Regions from separate parts of the Homo sapiens genome. Here all the other regions are linked to region 4. The links are chromatin contacts, found by Hi-C or POLR2A ChIA-PET in ENCODE. All regions are on one chromosome and are shown on one strand. The core of a region is the stretch at or near the end of the contact, and the rest is flanking DNA. Distances in the headings are between cores, read along the strand shown.

The links. Hi-C counts contacts between places; a loop is a spot of excess contacts on that map. ChIA-PET counts read pairs that join two places held with the same protein, here RNA polymerase II (POLR2A). Pooled maps may share reads with other maps.
Region 1: a loop to region 4 is called in a map with no recorded cell type, with 7 times the contacts of the local background. The contact joins two enhancer-like sites. A Hi-C loop is called at or near these places in 3 of 37 single-sample maps with no recorded cell type and 6 of 50 pooled maps. POLR2A ChIA-PET finds 5 or more read pairs at or near these places in 1 of 52 experiments (T-cell).
Region 2: a map of natural killer cell shows a loop between it and region 4 (6-fold over the local background). The contact joins two enhancer-like sites. A Hi-C loop is called at or near these places in 9 of 168 maps with a recorded cell type or tissue (CD14-positive monocyte, CD4-positive, alpha-beta T cell, CD4-positive, alpha-beta memory T cell and 5 more), 3 of 37 single-sample maps with no recorded cell type and 18 of 50 pooled maps. POLR2A ChIA-PET finds 5 or more read pairs at or near these places in 4 of 52 experiments (AG04449, MCF 10A, activated CD4-positive, alpha-beta T cell and 1 more).
Region 3: a pooled map shows a loop between it and region 4 (14-fold over the local background). The contact joins the promoter of HLCS-AS1 here to the enhancer-like site in region 4. A Hi-C loop is called at or near these places in 1 of 168 maps with a recorded cell type or tissue (B cell), 1 of 37 single-sample maps with no recorded cell type and 16 of 50 pooled maps. POLR2A ChIA-PET finds 5 or more read pairs at or near these places in 3 of 52 experiments (H1, OCI-LY7 and activated CD8-positive, alpha-beta T cell).

Annotation. Positions count from the first base shown.
Region 1 is chr21:37,412,942-37,415,641 of GRCh38, forward strand. All of the region lies in intron 1 of DYRK1A (dual specificity tyrosine phosphorylation regulated kinase 1A), which reads left to right. Among named protein-coding and RNA genes, the nearest start is that of DYRK1A, 48 kb to the left of the region's middle. Within about 2 kb of position 1,255, at least 2 of the 41 ENCODE cell types and tissues checked have a DNase peak (open chromatin) inside an H3K27ac peak, as active enhancers do.
Region 2 is chr21:37,460,299-37,463,020 of GRCh38, forward strand. The region is part of intron 2 of DYRK1A (dual specificity tyrosine phosphorylation regulated kinase 1A); the gene reads left to right. Among named protein-coding and RNA genes, the nearest start is that of KCNJ6-AS1, 57 kb to the right of the region's middle. Within about 2 kb of position 1,318, at least 6 of the 41 ENCODE cell types and tissues checked have a DNase peak (open chromatin) inside an H3K27ac peak, as active enhancers do; they include CD4-positive, alpha-beta T cell, CD8-positive, alpha-beta T cell and natural killer cell, where a contact is called at or near this core.
Region 3 is chr21:36,965,052-36,967,751 of GRCh38, forward strand. HLCS-AS1 (HLCS antisense RNA 1) reads left to right here and starts at 1,408. Exons shown (of 4, transcript NR_186434.1): 1 at 1,408-1,560. It overlaps HLCS (holocarboxylase synthetase), which reads right to left and starts at 1,618. Exons shown (of 11, transcript NM_001352514.2): 1 at 1,393-1,618. The coding sequence starts at 1,587. RefSeq lists an enhancer at 971-1,020 and silencers at 1,080-1,410, 1,131-1,460, 1,531-2,000.
Region 4 is chr21:37,219,963-37,222,662 of GRCh38, forward strand. DSCR9 (Down syndrome critical region 9) reads left to right here. Exons shown (of 3, transcript NR_026719.2): 3 at 276-1,774. Among named protein-coding and RNA genes, the nearest start is that of DSCR9, 13 kb to the left of the region's middle. RefSeq lists an enhancer at 928-1,077. Within about 2 kb of position 1,354, at least 38 of the 41 ENCODE cell types and tissues checked have a DNase peak (open chromatin) inside an H3K27ac peak, as active enhancers do; they include B cell, CD4-positive, alpha-beta T cell, CD8-positive, alpha-beta T cell and 2 more, where a contact is called at or near this core.

The DNA.
Region 1 (2,700 bases), core at 5-2,504, 190 kb after region 4:
AATACTTCTTTTGCAGGGAAAGATGTATAGAGAAATGAGTGAAGCGGTCAGGGGATAGAACCAGAGGTCACATCTGAGGTTAGGGCTAAATGTGAAAGAGACATGGATTATTTGGAGGATAGCTAGTGTTGTGAAATACAAGAACATACATTTTAAGAATTTTTAAGGGGGTAGCATTTCTCTGTAAACTCCACAGAAGTGTGGGAGGGGAAGTAAGTAAAACTGAACTCACTTTACTGCTTTTAGTAATAGACTCATTGGAAGAAAATGTAAGCTATTCATGCAGTGTGTGTTTTTGATTATTTCTGGGCCTTGTTATTTTTCTGTGTTTCTGAGATGCAAGGATTATTTAAAGGCAATGGTTTATAAAATGATATATAATTACATACGTATAAAAGTACATATAACCAACTAAGTATATGTATGCATGCACTCATGCAAATCAATTATATATTTACATTTTATATATAAATTATATATGTGTGTATATATTGTATTATAGAACATCCTGTGTGGAAAAGTTGGTGCTGTCAGAAGGGAGAGAGAGCAAGGCAGTTTTCCAGTGCATTTCTTATAAGCTAGTTATGAGAAGGGCTTGCAGGTTACTGATTGAACATATTCTTTCTAAATGTCTTCTGTCTGATAGATACTCCTTTGTTAGGGAATATATACATAAATGAGATTACCCTAGATGTTCAGGTTAGTGAGGGAAACGTTACAATAGATAGCACTAAGCGCTGGATCTCAGCTTTGATTCCCAGAGCACCTAGAGCGTCATTGGGCCACCTCTTCTAAGTTCCTCTTAAGATCTAGAATTGATTTGAATAATAGAAATTTTGAGTACATTTTGTGTAGGTGACATAAAAGAACATCCTTAAGCAAGCATATCAGTTAAAGGACTTGTCTTCATGGCTCTTGGTGTTTTCTTCATACCACTTTGCTCTTAGTTCCTGTTAGCAGAGGGGAAGAAGCAGGCTCTAAGATTTAAAATTCATGCTAGTGAAAATTAGAAACAAGCCACATACCCTCAATAGGTGTTTGCTTAAAATGCATTTACGTCTTTGCAGTGGAGTACTGTGCACCTGGTAAAATGATGATGCAAATATAAATTGTTGATATAAAGATATATATGTATATATACATATATTTAAGGAGCAGAGATTCCAACACCAAATTTTGGGTGGTGGAATTTTATTAGGTTGGTGCAAAGGTAATACAGTTTTTGCCCTTGGGAGATTGGGCTGATGGTGACACCCGTTACCCAAGACTGAGAATACAGAAAGGAGAAGTGGATTTTTTCTCTGTTTTTCCTCCCTTTTTGAGTAGGGGAAATGGTAGATTCAGTTTAATATGGCCAAAAGCAGTGGCTTAGTAGTCAGTTTGCTTGGATTTGAATATCTCTCTACCATTAGTCGTGTGTGATTTGGGATGGTTTCACTTCACCTCTCTGTGCCTTAGTTTTCTCACCTGGACAATGGGAATGATAGTGGTACTTACTTTTTGTAATTATGGGGTTTAGTGGTTTAAAGTAGAAAATTTATACCAGGGCCCATTAAAGATAAGTCATCTCATGCAGTGAAACATAACTGGGACTTTCGAGCTCAGTTCACTGAGGTCTTCTGGGCCTGGAACAAGCCCGCCTTATAAAAGTTGGCTTTACATACTACATACTAAAGGAGTTCTTAATGTAGACTTTTAACCAACTGTCTTAGAAATGAGCCTTTGGAACCTAGGTCTGCATGTGATAGGGGTGCTTTCTAGTGTCTACTTGATAGACCAGTCACTTTCTAGTAGTGGGAGTTAGGTTCCCGAAAAGCTCTGTGGTTTGAGAATTCATTTTTGAGAATATCTATTCACAAGAGAATAGATAAACAGTTGATAGACTTGAAGGTCATACAAACCTGTGCAAATCATTGTAAATGTTTTCACATTCTAAAGGAAGACAGAGGACAGCAAGCAAAATAGAATATCAGTGGTAGTTTACATATTTTGAGTTAGTAACAGAGTACCTGTACTACTACTTTACAATTACTGATGATAACTTACCCCCAGAAACTTCTGTTTCTCCCCTTCAGTTTTAGAAATGATGTGTCAGTGCATTATGTATTGTTGCAGGTAATGTGCATATGAGGCATTTCCCTCCTGTTTTCCTCTATTTGTTGGTACGTCCAAATACTCAGTGCCTGATTTTGTCTTTCAGGCCCAGATGTGCTCTCAGAGATACTGAGTTGATGGTTGAGATAGCCAAAATTTGGGGCAAAACTCATTTAATCTGCTCAGCTTTTAGTTCTTAAACCTTCTCCCTAGTTCTTTTCACATAATTGCATGAGAAAGCACATGCTTCTAGCCTCTTTAACACAAATTTCAGCTATTCCACTTCCAAAATGCCATTGGAGTAGTATAATCCAGCACCCATGTTTATAATCCCACATGTTCTTTGACCTTGACCAAGGTTTTAATGCAAAATTGACTCATCTGCTATTGGTTTTTACCTTCCTTTCAGTTTGTCTCCTTTAATATATATATGTTTTTTTTCTTTTTGAGACAGGATCTCACCCTGTTGCCCAGGCTGGAGTGCAGTGGCATGATCAGGGCTCACTGCAGCCTTGACTTCCTGGAATCAGGTGATCCTCCCACGTTAGCCTCCTTATTAGCTGGGACTACAGGCTGCACCACCACACCCAACCAAGTTTTTTATTT
Region 2 (2,722 bases), core at 68-2,567, 240 kb after region 4:
CTCTTTTTGTATTATTAAGTCAGGCAGCAGATACTTAGAGAGCTTCTGCTGTTTTAAGCCATGGGGAGGCAGTAGCGAACAAAAGGGGTGGGGGAGTCTTGCGGCGTTCACATCTCAGAAATGTTACTGCGCTATGAGGGAGACTTTGGCCTCTAATCCACTGTTAGCCACTAGCCTCCAGTCAAAGTTAGAGAACCACCGGTCTTCATTCTTTTCATTAAGTGGTTGGACTTGTCTAAAAAGGTTTAATTTCACCTCCAGACTTTGTCTTGAGACATTGCGTGTCTTTGTTTACCTGTCTTTTGTTTCCAAACGTCCCTACGCTCATTCCTAGATTTAATTAAGGGCTCAAAGACTGCTCAATACCTTGTTTTGTACTAAGTAGGGAAGAATTTTAATTTAAATAGGTTTCATTACTGATTATTAATTTAAAATTTATGGGCACTACAAGAAAAACTATTTCTCTACCTGGAATTTTCATGACTGCCAATAACTTAGTACTAGGTGGTATTATCTGCTTTATTCATTCTTATTATTTAAAATATTTTATAACTTTAGGATATTAAAGAAAATATAAATTTACCCATATTATATGTTATCCTCTGTACAATATGATAATTTATGGAATCCAGCAGCTATATGTTGGATTACTATTTTAATCTTTTCTGTCTTCCAGATGGTATTACCAAAAATAAATCCTTGGCCTCCTATTTCAGCTGTAAGAATTTGGCTTACCTTTTGTAATCAAGAGTGGTAAGGGCCCTTTTACTGTAGGGTTAAGTAAGATTTTCTGTTATTTAGTTGTTGAGGATAGTACAGTTCCTAAAAAATGATACGTGCTTGTTAAATACAGAATGAATGAAAAGCACACATCTGCATATTAGTCTTAAAGTTTTAAGATGATTATTTTTGATTTTCAAATATAGGTAGTATTTCATTTTATTTAAGTTATACATTTATTTAAATTATCTAAGTTATAATAAAATGGCAAAACCACAACTACTTTTACACCAACCGAATACTTACATTTATTTCTCCTGTCCTTTGTGCTGTGATTGTTTTATTTATATGTAATAAACTCCACAATGTTATTTTTGCTTTGAACAGTCAGTTGGCTTTCAAAAATATTAAGAAAAAATGTCTTTTATATTTATCTACATACATATTTACATTTCTGGTGCTCTTTATTCCTTTGTGTGAATCTCAGTTTCTGTCTGGAATCATTTTCCTTCTGTGAACTTGTGTGAACATTTTTTGAGGGCGGATCTACTGTTGACAAATTCTTTCACTTTCATGGGTCTGAAAAAGTATTTTGCCTTCGTTTTTGAAGGGTGTTCTCACCGGATATAGATTTGTAGGTTAAAGGTCTTTTTTATTTTCATCATTTAAAGATGTTTTATTTTCTTCTGGCGGTGCACATGGTTTCTGGTGAGAAAGTGGTGACTCCCCTATATGGAAACAGGTGTTTTTGTCTCTGGCTGCTTTTACAATTTTTTTCTTCATCATTGGTTTTCAGCAGTTTGGTTGAGTTGCCTCAGTGTGATTTTTGTGTGACTTTTTCCTTTTTTTTTTTTTTTTAAACTTGTTTTCAGTTTGGTTAATTTATATTGCTTTGTTTTTCCATTCACTTATCTTTTCTTCTGCGGTGTCTGAACTGCTATTAGGTCCGTTCAGTGAATTTTTCATTTGAGTTATTTTGTTTCTCATTTTTAGAATTTCCATTTAGTTCCTTTTCGTAGATTCTATTTCTCTATTAAGATTCACTATTCCCTTATTTTGTCCATGTTTTCCTTTATATTTTAAAACATTCATAATAGTGGTTTTGGTCTGCTAACTTCACTCTTTCTGTCATTTCTGAGTCTTAAATGGATTTTTTCCTCCCGAATACAGACCACATTTTCTTGCTTCTTGCTGTGCCTAGTGAATTGGGCTGGCTATGGGGATGAGGAATGCTGGCCCGTGAGTGTTTGGATTTTGTTGTTCTCTTTAAAGAGTGTTGAATGTCGTCCTGGCAGGCTGTTAATTCACTTGCAGACCATCTTGATCCTTTGAGGTTTGTTTCAGTCTCTGTTAGAACAGGGGCCAGCCTTTACTGTAGGGCTGGATTAGCCCTAGCCCTAAATGTGGATTTTCTGGGGTCTCTGTTGAATGTCTGTGGGTTTCTCCACTGTAGCCTGTTTGAACACTCAATGTCTTACAGTCTTGTGTGAATTTTAGTAGTTATTCAGTTCACAGTTCCCTGGTAGTTGTTCTGTGCCTGGCTTCATGGTCCTTCTCCCAGTGCTTGTGCAGCTTAGCATTTGGCCAAAGAGTCAAGGAGAACCCTATGTACGGATTGATGGAGCTCCTTCTCTTTTTGTTACCTGCTGCACAAATTCCAGCCAATTCAGTGGCCTTGAACTCTTCCTTCTGTCTCTGCAGCACAGTGAGATTGCTGTGTTCTGTTTGGGCTCCCCCTTCCTATATTGTACCCTGGAAAGTGCCTCTAGATAGGAAACCAGGGGGATTGTAGGGCTCACCAAGAGTGATTTCTTTTTTCAGTCATCACGATTCTGCACTGCCTGTTGTCCAGTGTTTGAAAACGGTTATTTCGTATGTTTTGACTAGTTCTTTAGTTGTTTATGATGAATGAGGGAGTCTGGTACCAGGTACTCTACAAAGGTCATAAGTGGAAATCTGATAATACAAATTCCTAAGGGTAACATGTTTTTATCCATAACCC
Region 3 (2,700 bases), core at 158-2,657, 250 kb before region 4:
CTTGGGGGACCTGAGAAAACAGTCATTCATATTCAGTGTGACATAATACATATATGGTACTAACAAGAAAGAGTATTTTTTATTTGCTAGTGGCACAATTTCAACCCATATCTAAGCACAGCCTCCAGGCAATGTTCAAACCTGAGATAAGATTCAATTCCCCACAGGGGCTTTACGGTGTGACATATGCAGAAAACGTCATTTTAGTGCTAAAAGTGAGGCAATATTCCAGAAAACAGAGGAAAGGGACAAGAAACAGATTAAAAGCAAAACACGTTTAAATATTAATGAGAACAATGCTACCGATGTCCATGAAATTTTGTGCAGTACTGCACTGTGAAGCTAAGCCCATTTCCAAAAACAGCTGAATGGAAAGATCTATTGTTCCCTTTACAGCAAGGCAGCAGACTTTTTACAGAGATTAATTGACTGGCCCAAGTCACAAGGTAGGTGACAGAGTGGGCTGAACACGTAACCACCATCCTAAGCACTGGGTCAAAAAAAACAAAGGCTGACTGTCAACTGAAATTTAAAAGACGCAAAGACCATCAGTCGGGTGCCCAAGTTGGTGAATGATGCAACCAACTGACAGAAGATGGAGAGGGAAAAGGGCAGTTTTTGTAAATTTGGGGACATCTGACAAAAAGCTGATGACACAGGTGGGAGTTTTTTGTTTGGGATTTTTTTTTTTTTTTCTTAAGACAGGGTCTTGCTTTGTCACCCAGACTGGAGTGCAATGGCTCAATCATAGCTCACTGTAGCTTCAAACTCCGGGGCTCAAGTGAACCTCCCGGGATCAAGTGACCCTCCCGCCTCACCCTCCAGAGTAGCTGGGACTACAGGCGCGTGCCACCACGCCGACCTAAGTGTTTTTTTTGTTTTGTTTTTTGTAGAGAGGGGTCTAGCTATGTTGCCCAGGCTGGTCTCCATCTCCTGGGCTCAAAGCTGTCCTTCCTCCTAGGCCTCCCAGAGTGCAGGGATTACAGGCATAAGCCACCGCTCCCGGCCCGCCACAGCTGTCTCTCCTGGTTCACGGTCACCCAAACGCCGGCTCGAAGTGTGGGAGAGGAGGTTGGGGGCGACCCCAGGTGGGCACTGCTGGCGTCCGGCTGTCAATCCACAGCTCACGTCCTCACAGGTGCGCGCCTAGAGTCACGCGTCCAGCACCGCCCGGCTGGCCGGGAAGAGGCGACCGGGTCCGTGGTCCGAGTCCCGCACCTCCGGCCTCTCTCTGGGCCCCGGGGCAACAGCCCCTCCCGGGCCGCACAGGCCGCACTGAGGGCGCCACTCCGGGGCTCCCGAACTCCCGGGCTCCCGGCGGGGACGAGGCGCAGGGACGGGGGCACTTCCGGCTCGCGGGGCCCGGGTCGCCCGCCCGCCCGACCCGCCCACCTGGCTGTCGCTGACGCAGAAGACGCGGCCGCCACGGCTCAGGCACACGCGGGCGCCCGGGGGCTGCGCGGCCGCGCCGCAGAAGGTGAAGGAACAGCGCGAGGCACGCAGCCGCCGCACCGTGGCGCGCACGAGCTCAGCCGGCCGGCGACCCCAGCGCGCCCACAGGTACAGGTAGCACAGCGTGATGAGCATGGCCGCGCCGCCGGCAGGGCGAGCCCGCCTTGCCCGCCCGCCCCAGCGCCCCAGGCCCGGCCCCGCCCCGGCCGGAAGGGCCGCGCCGCCCCCCCGGGCCAGGCGGCGCGGGGGTGGGGACGGCGGGGGAGGCGGGGACCCGGAAGGTGACGCGGGCAACTGGAGGCTGCGGCGGGAGGGGCGGGGGGGGGTGAGGCCGCGCCCGGCTGTGTGATGGGGAGCTCCGGAGGCCGCGCCCAGGGCTGGTGGCGGCGGCGAGGGGCAGCGCTGGGGCGGGGGGTGTGCACCGGGGTCAGGGGACGCCGGGGCTGCACCCGGAGAGGGGGCTCGAGGGAGTGGAGGCCGGGGTGCGGGGCCGCGCCAGGGCTGAGGAGTGGGATGGGTATGTTGTGGATGCGGGGGAGGGGAGGCTCCAGTGGCTGCCCGACCTGTTTAAGCCAAGTCCGGCCTCCCTTCCTTGGAGGGGTGGGAGGCGGATTGAGGAGGGGGCTCTGCCTATGTTCATAGCTGCCAAGGCCAACCTTTACTAACCAGCAGCACACCGGGAGTCCCAGAGCGCTCCACAGCCGCTACCCAGTCGACTTGGGAAAATAAGATAAGGCCGTTTTTATTAAATTATACTAAGCCTTCATGCAAAAGATTTTAAGGTCAATCACATACATTCACGGGATGCAATAATGTTTTTTTAAATAAGGACAGGAAACAGAAATTGAAGACAGATAAGCACCAAGAAGGCTGCCTCTAAAAAGGCTGTGCCAGGAAGGCTCCCTATGGTGTTCTTGCTACATGTGGGTCAACAGTTTGACTGTAAGCATCCTAACACCAGTGGGAAAAGGAAAACATCACCATGATTTGGTGTTCTTGTCTCCAAGGGAAGCATAATTAGTCCTGACACAGAGGCTTCTCCCATAGAACCTCATTTCTTTAAAAGGCATTATGTAAAGAACGTGTTCTGAACAGCTGCGAAGCACAGCAAAGAATTCCATCCAGTGGCTTCCTATTCTGGCCCTCGCTGAAAATAGGTGGCAAGATGCAGCAAAAGCAATCATGTACACCACGTCCATGTCTTAATCTAAGGATAGTTTTTGTTTGTTTGTTTTTGAGACAGTCTCT
Region 4 (2,700 bases), core at 104-2,603:
ATAGCTTTATAACTTCGCTTCAGCCTCTGGTTGGTCCTCTCCTGCAACCAATCAGACTGATTATGGTCCACTACTTCATTTACACAAGGTGTACACCAAGTAACCAATGGGAAACCTCTACAGGGTATTTAAATCCCAGAAAATTGTGTCACCGGGCCCTTCAGCCTCATGGGCTGCTCCCACCTTGTGGGTGTACTTTCATTTTCAACAAATCTCTGCTTTTGTTGCTTCCTTCTTTCCTTGCTTTGTGTGTTTTGTCCAATTCTTTGTTCAAGAACGCCAGGGTGACGTAACAATTCAAACCATGAAGAGGTAACAGAGCCCTTCGCGCGTCTCAACACGTGGTGACGCAGCTAATAACCTGTGATGCATACATGGGAACAAATGCATAGAAAAACTTGTCAATGACACGGCAAAGTAAAACCCAAATGAAGCGAGGTGAAAGAATGGGCTGCAGCGCAGGCAAAACTGCACCACGTTACAGACTGCTCGCCTGGGATGGAACGGTGGGGAGGTGCGCAGACGGATGGACAAGCGCCTGGCAAAATGGATTTCTTTTCCTAGACTGCTAATGCTACTAACAGTTCCCTCCTCACAGGGTCGCTATAACGAGGTAACATACAGCACTTAGAAGACGGCCTGACCCAGAATAACACTAATGTTCACATGGCTGCGAGTCTCAGACCAAAATCAATAGCCGGTATCTACTGAAACTGCAGCAAGGCGAAACCACGGGAATGGCGCTCCGTTGAGTAGAGCAACGCACAGCACATCACATCGCATCCTCCGTAGCGGGAGGCTCTGGCCTCACCGCAGCGGCACTTCCCGGAAGAGCCCAGGATATTCGGGGACCCGCACCGGACAGGCGGCCCAGGCCCCCTGGCGCCCAGCTGGCCGCCCTGTTGCAGCTCTCATGCCAAGACCTGCGCCTAACGGCAGGGATTCCGGCGGTCATCATTTATTCTTGGCGCTAAGCTGCCGCTTCTCTTTTTTATCACCACAGAGTAACGCAGACCCCACCGTTTCCTTCCATTCTGAGCCAACCACTCCAGCAGCCACCGGGGCGCCAGGTTATGCTGGGGCTGCACCACCCGGCCCGAGGCTTTTGAAGCCACGCCTGAGCGCGGAGGATGGGCAGGATTTGCCCCGTGAACTCCCGCGCACGCAGGCTCCGCGCGAGGCCCGGGCGCCCGAGCGGCGATTCCCTCCCCTATCACCAGCTCCAGGGTGGTGCCCCCCGGCTGTGGAGCCCAGACCCCGGCCGTCCAGCAGCGTATAGACGAGCCCATGTCTGCGATGTAACTGCACCGCGCTGGGGATCCACCTCCCGCCAGGGTGAGGGCGCCGTCCTCCAGCGTATGCTAGGCAGGCGCGCCCCGCCCTCCTGGTCACGTGACCACGCCTACAGCCGAAGAGGATGGGAAAATGCGGCCCTGTTCCTGAACAGGAAGCGGAAGCAGGAAGGAACTGAGAACACCAGCATCTGCTGCCGCCCTGAATCAGCGTTAGCATGTGGAGGCAACCTCAGCCCCCAGTTTTTGAAGAAGGTGATTCAGATTCAGACACAGGAATTATGGTGACGGTAGAAATGGACTGGAAGGTTCGTTCCCCTTGCCCACCAAGACTCCAGAGCAGGTGGGTTCTTGATGTCTACTCTGCATGAAGCCCTGGGCTTTCCGGCCCTCCCTACTTTTCCTCCGAATTCACAGCACAGCGGAGCCAAAATGTATTCCTGCCAAAACGGGCATTTCCCAAAAGAAAATATTGTTTTAGATTCATTGTTCACAGCCTCTTTTTTTTTGTTGTTCATTTGAAGCAATTTTTCTTTTTTATTATTATACTTTAAGTTTTAGGGTACATGTGCACAGTGTGCAGGTTAGTTACATATGTATACATGTGCCATGCTGGTGCGCTGCACCCACTAACTCGTCATCTAGCATTAGGTATATCTCCCAATGCTATCCCTCCCCCTCCCCCCACCCCACAACAGTCCCCAGAGTGTGATGTTCCCCTTCCTGTGTCCATGTGTTCTCATTGTTCAGTTCCCACCTATGAGTGAGAATATGCGGTGTTTGGTTTTTTGTTCTTGCGATAGTTTACTGAGAATGATGATTTCCAATTTCATCCATGTCCCTACAAAGGACATGAACTCATCGTTTTTTATGGCTGCATAGTATTCCATGGTGTATATGTGCCACATTTTCTTAATCCAATCTGTCATTGTTGGACATTTGGGTTGGTTCCAAGTCTTTGCTATTGTGAATAATGCCGCAATAAACATACACGTGCGTGTGTCTTTATAGCAGCATGATTTATAGTCCTTTGGGTATATACCCAGTAATGGGATGGCTGGGTCAAATGGTATTTCTAGTTCTAGATCCCTGAGGAATCGCCACACTGTCTTCCACAATGGTTGAACTAGTGTACAGTCCTACCAACAGTGTAAAAGTGTTCTTATTTCTCCACATCCTCTCCAGCACCTGTTGTTTCCTGACTTTTGAATGATCGCCATTCTAACTGGTGTGAGATGGTATCTCATTGTGGTTTTGATTTGCATTTCTCTGATGGCCAGTGATGATGAGCATTTTTTCATGTGTTTTTTGGCTGCATAAATGTCTTCTTTTGAGAAGTGTCTGTTCATATCCTTCACCCACTTGTTGATGGGGTTGTTTTTTTCTTGTAAATTTGTTTGAGTTCATT